Linked DNA regions of Homo sapiens: region 2 is linked to region 1. The links are chromatin contacts, found by Hi-C or POLR2A ChIA-PET in ENCODE. All regions are on one chromosome and are shown on one strand. The core of a region is the stretch at or near the end of the contact, and the rest is flanking DNA. Distances in the headings are between cores, read along the strand shown.

Region 1 (5,846 bases), core at 2,244-4,743:
AGGCTTACCAAGACGAGGTGACTTAACCCTACCAATATTAACTGAAAACCTATGACATATTAATCTAACCTCTTTCACACATTATTTAATTAAATTTTAGAAACATTTAAGAAATGTGCAAGACCCAGTGTTAAATGCTAAGAAAACAGCACTGAACCAGAAAATTTCTATGAAAAGTGTGCTAAATGTATTAATGTTAATGTCTTCAACAACATGATTATCATGATGCCCATTCTGCAGATGAGCAAACTGAGGCTGCAAAAGGTTACGTGACTTGCCCCAGGAATGCTTGGCTTCAAATCCAAAGATCACATACATCCCATGACTCCTGGCAATTGTCTAAACTGCACTATCATCTTGACATCACCACACTAGACAGACTAGTCCCCAAAAAAAGGACCAGGCCCTCCCTGTCTATAGTAGGGGAGGGAACAAGGGCAAGAAACACCAGACTTGGGTGCCCAGTCCTGCCTGCACTTACTGTCAGCAACTAAAGCAGGAAAATAGACCCTAACTTCCATTTCCCCTGTTCCTCATCAACCTTCCTCACTCTCCCTCCTCCAGGGACTGTCTCACCACAAGGGGCAGAATTGATTCCTGCCTACCCAGGTCCAGGTGAGGGTCCCTGGAAGCTGCCATCCCCAACATCCAAGTACTGTATCTCCTTCCCTAGTCCCTTATCACTTGGAATTCCACCATTAGTAACTTTCAGGTGTGGGAACGCCAGCCAGCACACACATACTCTGGAAGGGGGAATCGATCCCTAACTCCACACATAGCAGCCTTGCCTACCTGCCCCAGAGCTGCCTGCATTTATGAGCTAAGCTCCGCACCAGGATGACTGGGAAGAGCTTGATGGGGGTACAGACACTTTAGAGTAACTACTGTGGTAAGTTTAGACAGGTAGCATGCCAAAGGAAGCATATTCCCAGCAGGTGTGGAGGGCTAGAGTCACCCAGAAACAGCATCAGGAGAGAGAAGGAATGAGGAAAGCATAATATTGCCAACTGACCCTCCTAGCTCCTCAGTAACATTAATAAATAAATGAATGACTTGGAAATTATCCTCTGGGCTGACAGAACCACATCCTCTATATCACTTTTACCAACATTAAAACAGCCCTGTAAATGAAGCAGCAGCATTTCCAGTGTGCAAAATGAAAATGCTTTTGCCGGCACACCTTTCACCTGGAAAGCGCTCCAAGCAGCATGTGTTTGTTACCCAGGAGAAATGATCACCTGTCCTTGGTGCTTACTGCCAAAGCTTCTGAAGAAGAAATGAGTGTCTGAGGGACCCAGAGACTGTGGAGACCAGCTGGCAACCTCCCCTGAGGCCGTTTCAGAAGAATAAGTCCGAAGGCTCAAGCCTGTCCTACAGCCCCCAGCCCCCAGAGCCCAGCTGTGCCAACCAAGCACTGCCTGGCCTGACCCCAGCCTCACAACCAGATAGCAACCCTCAATCCCAACCAGCCAGGTTCGGCATCCCCACCCCTGAAACCGACTCCTTTTCCAGGGAGCCAAAAAAATCCCAGCACAGAACCAACTGGTTTCCAACCTCCAGATGAGAGAATTCCAGCGCAAAAAAACCACCTCCCCAACACAGCAGCTTGCGGAGCACGCAGACAGCATTCAACAAAGCCTCTTCAGCAGCCATATAAACCAGATAGATTCATCCAAAGTCAGAACTCAAGTGGCCGCCCCAGAGTGCCCTGTGCCGCTCATCTACACGGGAAGGCCATGGGGACCAGGACTCCCGCTCGACACCCTAGAAGCCCCCACCGTCCTTCCCACTCGTGTCCCACCCACTCACTGAGGCTAGCGTCTTGGCACTTACCCTCTCCCCAGCCAGAGGCATGGCAGCCAGTGGGGGTCCCATGGAGCCAGGACACAACCCTTCCTTGCTGCTAAACCAAGCCAAAGACAGCCCATCCTGCCCTCCCAGCCTTCAACATCACAACCACACCACATCAGAGCAGGGAGAGGCACTGCTCCACTCATCCAGGTTTGGCCATGAGCTGGGGGGCGGGCGGGGTCACCATAGTTGTTTTTACTCACTGAACTCCAAATAGGATGACTCCAGGGACAGCCCCAGAGAAATTTCTGCCCATCCATCCCAGCAGCAGCCGACGAATCTGTTCCTAAGCAAAGCAGCAAATCAGGAGACCCCAGTCCTGGGAAAGCCTATTTCAGCTCCAAGGCTGGGTAGAGAGATTTCAAACCCAGTCTTTCTGCCTGTCCATGGGAAATCTAGGCTCCCTTCCTGTGCCAGAGAGGCCACCAAGCCATATTTTGTTTATAGAAAATTAATAAGACAATTCCACACCGCTGCCAGTGACATTCTGCTCCAACCGCTACCGTTTCCTACTGTTTCCAGAAACAGGCTTGTAGTTTCACTCCCAACCCCCACTCTGCGCCCCTTCAGCATGTGGCAAGGCTGACCTGAGGCCAAGTGGGGCAGGACCCGCACGAGGTCGTCTTGGCCATGCCCCGACCTCTGGCTAGGGTGGCCAGCCAGCACTTGCCGGCTTCTAGGTACAGGCTTCCCGCTGTAAGGAGGTAAACATGACATGCATGCCGCCTGCTCCCGGGAGAGCAGACACACTCAGAAGCCGGACTGCCTGTTGTCTCTCCTGCTCCCCGGACAACCACCACATGCACACAAAACGGGGTACGTACACAAGCCCCCGCATGCGGGTGCAGAGGGTCCTGACCCCCGCCAAGGAAAGCGCGGAGAAGGGCATGTTCCTGGGGAAGACAGCCGAAGGCAGGGGCCCGGTGGAGGGAGGAAGGCAGCAAACCGGGTGGCCTGCCGCCCAGACAATAACAAAGATGGGAAGCGAGATTTTCAAAGACGCAGTGACTGCACCCAGCGCTGAGCTCTGGCCTGGCTGCATCTTCCTGCCAGGGCACGCCTGGTCCCCTGGGGCACCAGGGCCATCAGAGAAAGGCTGAGGGTCCCGCCTCAGGCTGGGCTTGGCAGCTGGGGCAGGAAACCAGCTGCAGGCAGTGGTGAGGATGCACTGGAGAGCGCGGCTCTGGGACGATGGAAATTAAACGTCTAGCCATTCTACTGGGAGGTGGAAGTGTTACTCTCCAGGAAGATGCTAGGGGTCAGTTAAACAGTCACTCAACCTTGGGCAGGAGTTGGGCTGTAACTTGTACTCCTCTGCCCGCTAGAACCAAGGGGGAGGGGAGAGACATTTTCATGCTACCTACGCCTCCCCTACAGGGAGTGCCAACACGGACACAGCCCTACGAAGGCAGATGCCAGTGGTCTGAGACGTTCGGGCTGAATGCTGAAAAGGCTCCTCGGTGCCTGCCCGTACTTTCACCTCCACAGGCTGGGCAGGGACATGTTCTAACTGGCACTGGAATCCATCACCATGCCTGTGCCTAAGTGGAAAGGTGCCTGTGGCTGGCACCACTCGAGGAGGACCTGGGCCCTGAGAGGCTGTGTCCGCCCAGTGCCCCCTGGAGGACAGGATGGCTTGCCCTTGCGAGCTGAAGCCTGCTCCCTGGCCAGCGTCTCCCGGCAGGTTGAACCACCTCCTCCTCCCTCTCCCCTTCTGCCCCACCAGCCACCTCCCCGCGGAATTTCCACACCTGCTCCCGGCTGGCCCAGGAGAAGGAAACAGAAAGCAGGAGACACCCCTGAGAGTGGAGAGGTGAGGGAAGGAGAGAAGCAGCTGCCTAGGCTGGAGAGGAGATGGCCCTGGCTCCCCAGCCTCAGGCTGTGCCCCCAGCTCAGGGCCTGGGCACTGCCCGCTCTGCTAGCGCCAGCCCCCAGTGGAGCACGCGCCCTACTTAGAGCAGATGTGCCCCCTAAGTGGCCCAGCCCCCTGCTCCTCCCCTCCAGATGTTCACCCTTCCCCTCACCACGGGCAGCGCCCGGTCTCGGCCAAACCCGGCCGAAAATGCCTTTTGTATCTGATACCCAGGGGCTCCCAAGGCAGGGGGATGGGTCCTGGCGGCAGAGGCCCCACTTCCGTCCCCGGTTCGGGCACCGCACGGCCCGGGAAACAATGCCCACCTCGGACAGGCGAGGCAGGACTTCCCTGCGAGGGGACTTCGCGCCCGGCCTCGCCCGGGCCGCCGCGGGCACCCTCTGCTCTCCTCTCTTCTACTCACCTAACCCCGGAGGGAGGCACAGGGTCCTCCCCTCGGGCCCCCTAGTCCGGCCGAGGTGGCCCCATAAGTTCCCGGCGGGCGGCGTGGGGTCCCCCCACCGCCGTGTGGCTCGCCCCGGGCCGGGCTCGCGCTTTGTCCCCGCGTCCTCAGGGGCGCAGCCCGGGGCGGCGGCGCGGGGGACCGGGCGGCGGCGGCGGGCTCACCTCTCATTGTCCGCGGCGGCGGCGGCGGCGCTCCGGAACCCCGGCAGGATGTGGCGGAAGCTGTGGTTGCGGTCCAGCTTGGGCTGGCTCTTGGTGCGCTTGATGGAGCCCTTGAGGCGGCGGCTGAGGAAGCCCTGCGCACGGGGGGACAAGAGGGGGAAGGGGAGGCGGGGTTAGCGCGGCGGCGGCGGGCCGGGACCCGCGCGGGACCCGCACCCTTGCTGGGCGGCCGCGCGGCCGAGGGCGGGCCGGGCTCGGGCTCGGCCCCAGCAGCTCGCGGCCCGCGCCGCCCGCCCGCCGACCGAGCGCCGACGGCCCGGCCCGCGCAGCGCGGCCCAGCCCACCCCGCCCGCCACGTCGCCCCCGCCCCCTAAGCCGCTGTTGCCTTGGCGACGCCGAGCCGAGCCGCGCCGACCGCGGCCGAGGCTGCCCGAGCCCCCCGGGCGCCGGGGCGAGGGGGAGTACCGGGACGAGGGGGCGGGGCTGCGGAGGGGCGGAGACCCCCGGGGACCGCCAGGGCCGGCCGCCCCGCTCACCTCCCTGCCGCCTCCGAGCTTGTCCTCCCCGTGCGAGGTCACACCCCCCACACCCACCTGGAGGAATCCACGCCCCCCCACCCCGTCGGGGATTGACAAAGCGCCTTCCTCCGCTGCGAGGTCGCTGCTCTCCAGCCCTCGGTGGTACCGATGAGAGCGGGCGCGTGGTCGGCTGAGGCGCCGGCTGGCCTGCGCCTGGCAGTGCCCTGGCCACTTAGACCCCGATTCCGGGCGACTTTCCTTCCCAGAGCGGCAGTAGCTTGATGTCAGGGTGGGGCCCCTCCCCGGAACCGTTGTATGTACCCCAGCAAGGACAACCACCTTGCGGGACGGGATCCCTAGTGCTCAGCTCAGGGAGGGGCCCGAGGGGCTGAAGGGTTTGCTGAGTATCCCCATTAAAAGCTTCAAGATTTGGGGAACCTTATTCACGCCATTTATCCACCTAACAGGTTGCACTGACTGAAAACAGAGCTTAATCCCCCACCTCCCCCATCCCAAGAGCTCCTGGTCTAATGGCAGAGACAGAGGAGACAGGCGTTCAATACACACAGGTCAAACCAATCTTCCCTTTACAGGTGACGGGATAGATGTGGGGGCCCCAGGGGACACAGCCTGTGTCCTGCCGGGCTTGGAAACTACAGGCAGCTTGAGGGAGAGGAAAACTGGAGGAGGGGGAGTCCTCTAAAGAGGGGGGTGTTCTGGGGGCTCACCCACCCCAGTCTCAATTCCAGGTGGCAAGTGGGATATTAATTTAATTTGAGGTTAATGTACATAATCCAAATACCACATTCCATCCATCACAAAATAAAGGGTCAGTTTGGCAGCCCTCTCTGTGTTCAAGAGGAGCAGTGGATGTTTGGCACAGGCCCTGGGCTGTATCTGTCCATCTTCAACATGACAAGGTCAAACATGGGCTGTACAAGTCATCTCATGTCACCCGCACAGACAGAAAATGACAGAAAAACATTTGCTGCAAATGA
Region 2 (5,740 bases), core at 825-3,324, 220 kb before region 1:
CCAGACTGACCAAGGCTGGAAACTTCATAACTTCTGTCAGCCTCTATGAGCAGAGCAAGCCACTTACTCTTACCAAACCCCAACTTCTTTACCTGTAAAATGAGGTACATTAAAAGATGAATATGGTTTTTAAAGCACCTGGAACAATGCCTGGCTCAGAGGTTGTCTTCATAAGCACTGATTTCACTTGATTTTAAAGGGGTCTTTTTGCAGTTTTGGAACAAACAACAGTAAGGTATTTTCAAAAATTACAATGGTTATGTTAAAAACAAAATTGAAAAAAATGGAAAAAAATACTCCAACCCTAACTTCTACCAGCAATTTTAAGCTCTTCTAGACCCTGTCCACCTGCAGATGTAGCTTTAATGTTTTCTTGTAACGTACAAGCTATTCGAGTTCTACCGGCTTTTGGATGATATTATGGCATAAACTTTTCCGCACATTGCTATGCAATCCTCATAATCATCTTAGTGAATAGAGAACATCCTAGGGTGCAGTTGTACCATAATTTATCCCCGTAATCAGACATTTATGTGGTACTCAATTTTGTTCTTCTTTAAATAAAACCCAGCTCTAGAATCACAGGGCTAAAGGGAATGAATATCTCTGAAGATCCTCATGCAAAGTCCCATTTTGCTTTAACCCAAAGGGTGAGTTATAATTGTTGCCTTTGCCACCTTTAATGCCCATGCGTGCCCCTTCACCTGCAAAGCATTAGGTGTTGACTTTCTAAAAGTAAGTGCTAACTTAGCATGTGTAAGGTGGTTTTGAAATGTGCATGTCTTTGGTTGTTAATGAGGGTGGCCGTGTTTCCATATAACTGTTTGTATTTACTATTTATGTTTCATTTTATAGTACTGGGAAATTATCTGTTTATATCCCTTGTCCACTTAACCTTTGGGATTTTGAGGTTTGATATACACATGTGCATGCACACACACACACACACACACACACACTGAATAGATATTGACCCTTTGCGCTAAAATAAAAGCTTTTTGGACATGACTAGGTTACGGGGCCTGCTTGGGGCTCTAACATACTCTCTCATTATCATGGTGACAGCAGGGGCTGCTATAGGATTTCCAGAATTGGAGTCATTTCTTCCAAGTGAGAAAAAAATCCATTTTACCCTTTGTGAGTCTCACACTTGTGGTTAGCAAATGCGATCTTTCTACTAATTCTAGGGGCACTAGAGTGTCACTGGGTGTTTTATGTCTCCTCTGGCCCAAGGTCAGCTTGCTCTCAAGGTAGTTATCAGTCTAATGTAGCAATTCACAAACTTGAGCATTCCCGGACCCCAAGAATTCCTTCAGAGACTCTAATGAGAAATGCAACATTAAAAATTCAACATTGACACCTGAGGTGATGACTTGGCACCAGGGCCACAGATGATAAGTATAGATGCACACACAGAAAGGGAAATCATGGGACAACAACATACTTATATTAAATCTTTTAAAAAGAGTATCAATAAAATGTAAACAGACAAGGGCGACATTCTTATGGTCTAAAGAAGTTTCCTAGGGATTATCAGTATATGGTTCTGGGTAGAGATAGAGTTGTCCCTCCTTGGCTGGTTCAACCTAACGGGTTTGTCCTGAAATTTCCCCTGGACTGAGGAGTTGAAGTTGAGGAACAACAGCAGCAGCAGCAGCAGCTGGCAGTTAGAAAGTGCTGACCAGTCGCCAGGTTGTGTGCTAAGCTCCTTGAAGATGTTATCTCATGATCCTTGAAGCACAGATGAAAAGTTTTCAGTCTGTGACTGTGTCAGGCTTCCCGGGTTCCTCCGTGGGCTCAGAGAAGGGTTCTTCAGGGCAGACCATCAGCCTCTTTTTTTCATTTCCCAGCTCTTCTTCCTTCTACCTGAGGAGGCGGCTGTGAACATCTAAAGCTTAGGATTACTTCCCTCTATCTAGCCCAAGGCTTCCTTGCAGGCCTCTCTACCCTTCTCCACCATCTGCTTTGCTTCCATTCTCTATTTTCAATCCCCTGCTCCCTCTTTGTCTAACTATCCCCAATTGGAGTGACTCATAACTTGTGATTACTAAAGCTGAAATCCTCAAGGTGCTGAGAAAGTACACAGAAATAAATCAGCAGGTGCCAGAATTTCTCCTAAGGGGGACTCAGCACTGGGGAGGGATTACTGAGGTTTAATTTACACAACAGCTGTGCTTCTGAAAGGGTGTGTAAATCAGTCCAGGCATAATTGAAAGGCACTAGGAAAAAAAATTGTTACTTAGAGGAATCCTGTGGCGAGTTTTTTTTATAAAACAAATCTCATGATTCTCGGGAGTTGGGCTCTGCTGTCCCCTCTTCCTTGAAGCTCTGTTCACCCCCCTGCCTCCACTGGGTTAATTGCTCCTTAATCTAAGCACCTTCAGGACATTACTTGTATCTCTGCCTACTGGCCTTGTGATATGAATACTTCTTGGCACAAAACAGGCATGAAACTCATGTTTGTCGAGTCAAGGAAAGAAGGAACTGGCTAGTAAAACCAGTGAATTAGACTCAATTCCCTGAAGGACAGATGTGTGATCTGACGGACGTCTTTTGCATACCACCAGTGAGGGTTTTCCACTGGTGTCTTCCTCTTTGATTGGTCAGTAAATATTTGAATGAATGAATGACTAAAAAATTCACCTCTCTTAATTCATCCTTGGATAAATCCATCTGTTAACAAAGATTAAGTTTATGAGTTAACTTTAAGATTGTTAGAAACTTGTTGGCAGAAGTCAAAATAACTCAAAAGCATGAGGATGTATTATTCCAGGTTGTTGTGCATTAGCTAGACGCTCTCTCTTCTTACCTTCCCCAGGCAAAGCGGTCCTAGGCCCTCTGTAGTGGGTAAGGATGCTCCTCCCTCTTTGAGAACAATTCCTTCCCTGCAAGGGAGGCTGCTCGTCTTCATGGTCTTCACAAGACTGAAATGATCATGGCCATATTTGGTGGTATAAACTCAGGGGATAGAGTCTTATCCAATTGTCCTTGTGTTAGAGCAGACATAGAACAGTTTCCAGAGGTGAATCTTGGCCTTGCCCACAGATCCTACCTTGGCCCACTCCTGTAGAGATGAGGTGGCCATCTCTTCAGGTACGAAGCTTATTAGGTACCTCACTTTAGAAAAGGATGTCAACCTTACCTTTGGTTTGATTATCTGTCAAAGAAAATAGACTAGGTCTAAATGTGCAAGATGGGCTATTTGCTTCCCGATGATTTGCTGCCTAGTGACGTCCTTCATCGTTTACCAGAGAGATATGGAGCTCATCTGGTTTAGATCATTGGATCAAGCCAAACCATCAGAGAGCTTTGCTCCTTGATACCATTGTTCCAGCTGCCTTTCCTGGCTCTGCTTTTGTGCTACCCTGCAATGGGAGACATTACCAGAAACATTGAATTTATAAAAAAAAATTTTTTTTAAACAGAGTCTCACCTTGTCACCAGGCTGGAGTGCAGTCGTGCAATCTTGGCTCACTGCAGCCTCGACCTCCCAGCCTCAGGTGATTCTCCCACCTTAGCCTCCTGAGTAGCTGGGACTATAGGCATGCGCCACCACACCTGGCAAATGTTTTGTATTTTTTTTGGAGATGGTGTTTTGCCATGTTGCCCAGGCTGGTCTTGAATACCTGAGCTCAAGCAATCTGCCCACCTCAGTCTCCCAAAGTGCTTGAGTGCTAGGATTACAGGCATGAGCCACCACACTCAGCCTAAAAAACATTGATTTTAAATTTACTATAATGCATGCAAAGAACTTCAAACCGTGCTTGGCACAAAGTTAAACAGTATTAAAGTGTTAGCTATTATTGTTAACATTGTCATCACTGTTAGTGTTAATATTAGGATATTTCCTTTTTTTTTTTTTTTTTTTTTTTAGAGATGAGGGTCTCACTATGTTGCCCAGGCTGGTTTTGAACTCCTGGCCTCAAGTGATCCTTCCCTCTCAGACTCCCAAGATGCTGGGATTACAAGCATGAGCTGCTGTACCTGGCTTAGGATATTCTTGTGGACCTCATGCTCTGTATTACTCACTGTCTCCCCACAGGGGAAATTTCTCTTGGGCCCCACTTGCAGGACAAGCTGGACTTCTGAGCAACTGTCTTCCATATTACAACATCTGTGGACAAAGCGAATCTTTGAACTGTTCTCTTTCCTTCTTTCCTTTGGCTACCAGGAAGCCTGCAGCCATATTTGTGCCCTCACTCTCAGGACCTCCGCAACAACTGTGCAGGCCCTTGAAGCGTTATGCCTCTTTGTGTTTGTCTTTAACCTTCTGTTTTTATTCTACCCTTGCTCTTCCTTTCCTCCTATTTCCATGTTCATTTTAAGGCATTTTATCTATGTCTACCTATCTGTGTAAGCCACTTCACATCCTTTTTTTAAACAGCATGTATGTGTTTCTTTTTAAAATCCATATTCTCAAGTATTTGAAAGGGATAAACCTCCTGAAGTTATATTGCCATCTTTAAAGTTATTTAATAATGATTTTATTGAAATATACAAAAATGGACTTTCTGAAATGTATAATTAATTAAATGAGCCCCCATTATCCCCATCATTTAGCCTAGCTTCTGATCTTGTAAAATATGTCAGGTGGACATTTACCTTTTTGTTGACACTTTCTATTCATAGTGCATAATTCATAAGAGCACTGCTCAGTGTGTTGTCATAGAATGAACATACTGGGGTAACCCAATCAAGGACAAGAAATAGAACATTACCAGGACCCCAGAAGCCTTGCACATACCCTCTCCACTAGCCCCACGGGTAACCATCATACTGGTTTCTAACCTCATCTGTTACTTGGCGTGTTTTTGAACTTTACATATTAATGCTGCCATACTGTATGTACTGTTTTGTATCTGGCTTCCCTCACTCAACACTTGTTAGTGACATTCATCTGTGTTGTTGGGTTTAGCAGAAGTTCATTCATTTTCATTGTTGTGTGGAATTACATCTTGTGAATATTCCCACAGTTTATTTCTACATTCTGTGATTGATGACATGGGTTATTTCCAGTGTTTGGTTATTATTTCATGTTCTTTGTGGTAGCAAGATGGGTCAGAGAAGAAATGAAGTGAAATGGATGAATGAATGCATTTTTAAATTTATCTCTAATGATGCCTCCCCACTCCTAAGTGCCTTGGCCCTGCAGTCCCTGGAGCCAGATCCCTCCCCAATCTGAACTCCTTGGACAGCCCCTACCTTGTCCTTAATGCCATCTGCCCTAGACCCAGCTTAGGTGACACCATTTAAATAAGCATTACACATCTCCTATGGGAATGGCATCATTTTGGAGTCTGGGGGTACATCAGGCATGACAACAGATGGCAGTTGCTACCCTCTTGGGACACATGTTCCAGTGGCATCGAAATCTCCCCACCTTCACTCTGACATTTCCCATCACTCTGTGACTTCTGGTTTCTCTGGTCAATGCTCTACCCTGTAGCAGCCTCTCCGTTAGGCCTCACAGAGTCTCACTCTGCACATTCATGGCCCAGCCCTCTGCCAAAGATGTGGAGAGTCTCCCCAACCCATCCACAGACTGATTCCTCTCCAGTAACCTGCTCCATGAATTCCAGCAGCTCAGCAAATCTGATACACCCCACACCCTGGTCCGTGGTCTGTAAAGTGACCACAGGCTGAAGGCTGGGTAAACCGAGGCCCACCTCATGTTTCCCTTTTTGCAAGGCTCACAGGGCTGCACTGCCAGTTGTCCAGTGCTTAAAAACACTGGCCTCAA

Evidence for each region. A loop is a pair of places that touch in the nucleus more often than their neighbours do. ChIA-PET counts read pairs that join two places held with the same protein, here RNA polymerase II (POLR2A). Pooled maps may share reads with other maps.
Region 2: a map of heart right ventricle shows a loop between it and region 1 (1.9-fold over the local background). The contact joins two enhancer-like sites. A Hi-C loop is called at or near these places in 1 of 168 maps with a recorded cell type or tissue (heart right ventricle), 1 of 37 single-sample maps with no recorded cell type and 2 of 50 pooled maps. POLR2A ChIA-PET finds 5 or more read pairs at or near these places in 3 of 52 experiments (HEK293, OCI-LY7 and activated T-cell).

Annotation. Positions count from the first base shown.
Region 1 is chr9:121,697,943-121,703,788 of GRCh38, reverse strand. DAB2IP (DAB2 interacting protein) reads right to left here. Exons shown (of 16, transcript NM_001395010.1): 3 at 4,331-4,464. Among named protein-coding and RNA genes, the nearest start is that of DAB2IP, 49 kb to the right of the region's middle. RefSeq lists a silencer at 4,243-4,322. Within about 2 kb of position 3,493, at least 29 of the 41 ENCODE cell types and tissues checked have a DNase peak (open chromatin) inside an H3K27ac peak, as active enhancers do.
Region 2 is chr9:121,917,980-121,923,719 of GRCh38, reverse strand. All of the region lies in intron 6 of TTLL11 (tubulin tyrosine ligase like 11), which reads left to right. Among named protein-coding and RNA genes, the nearest start is that of TTLL11, 170 kb to the left of the region's middle. Within about 2 kb of position 2,074, at least 2 of the 41 ENCODE cell types and tissues checked have a DNase peak (open chromatin) inside an H3K27ac peak, as active enhancers do.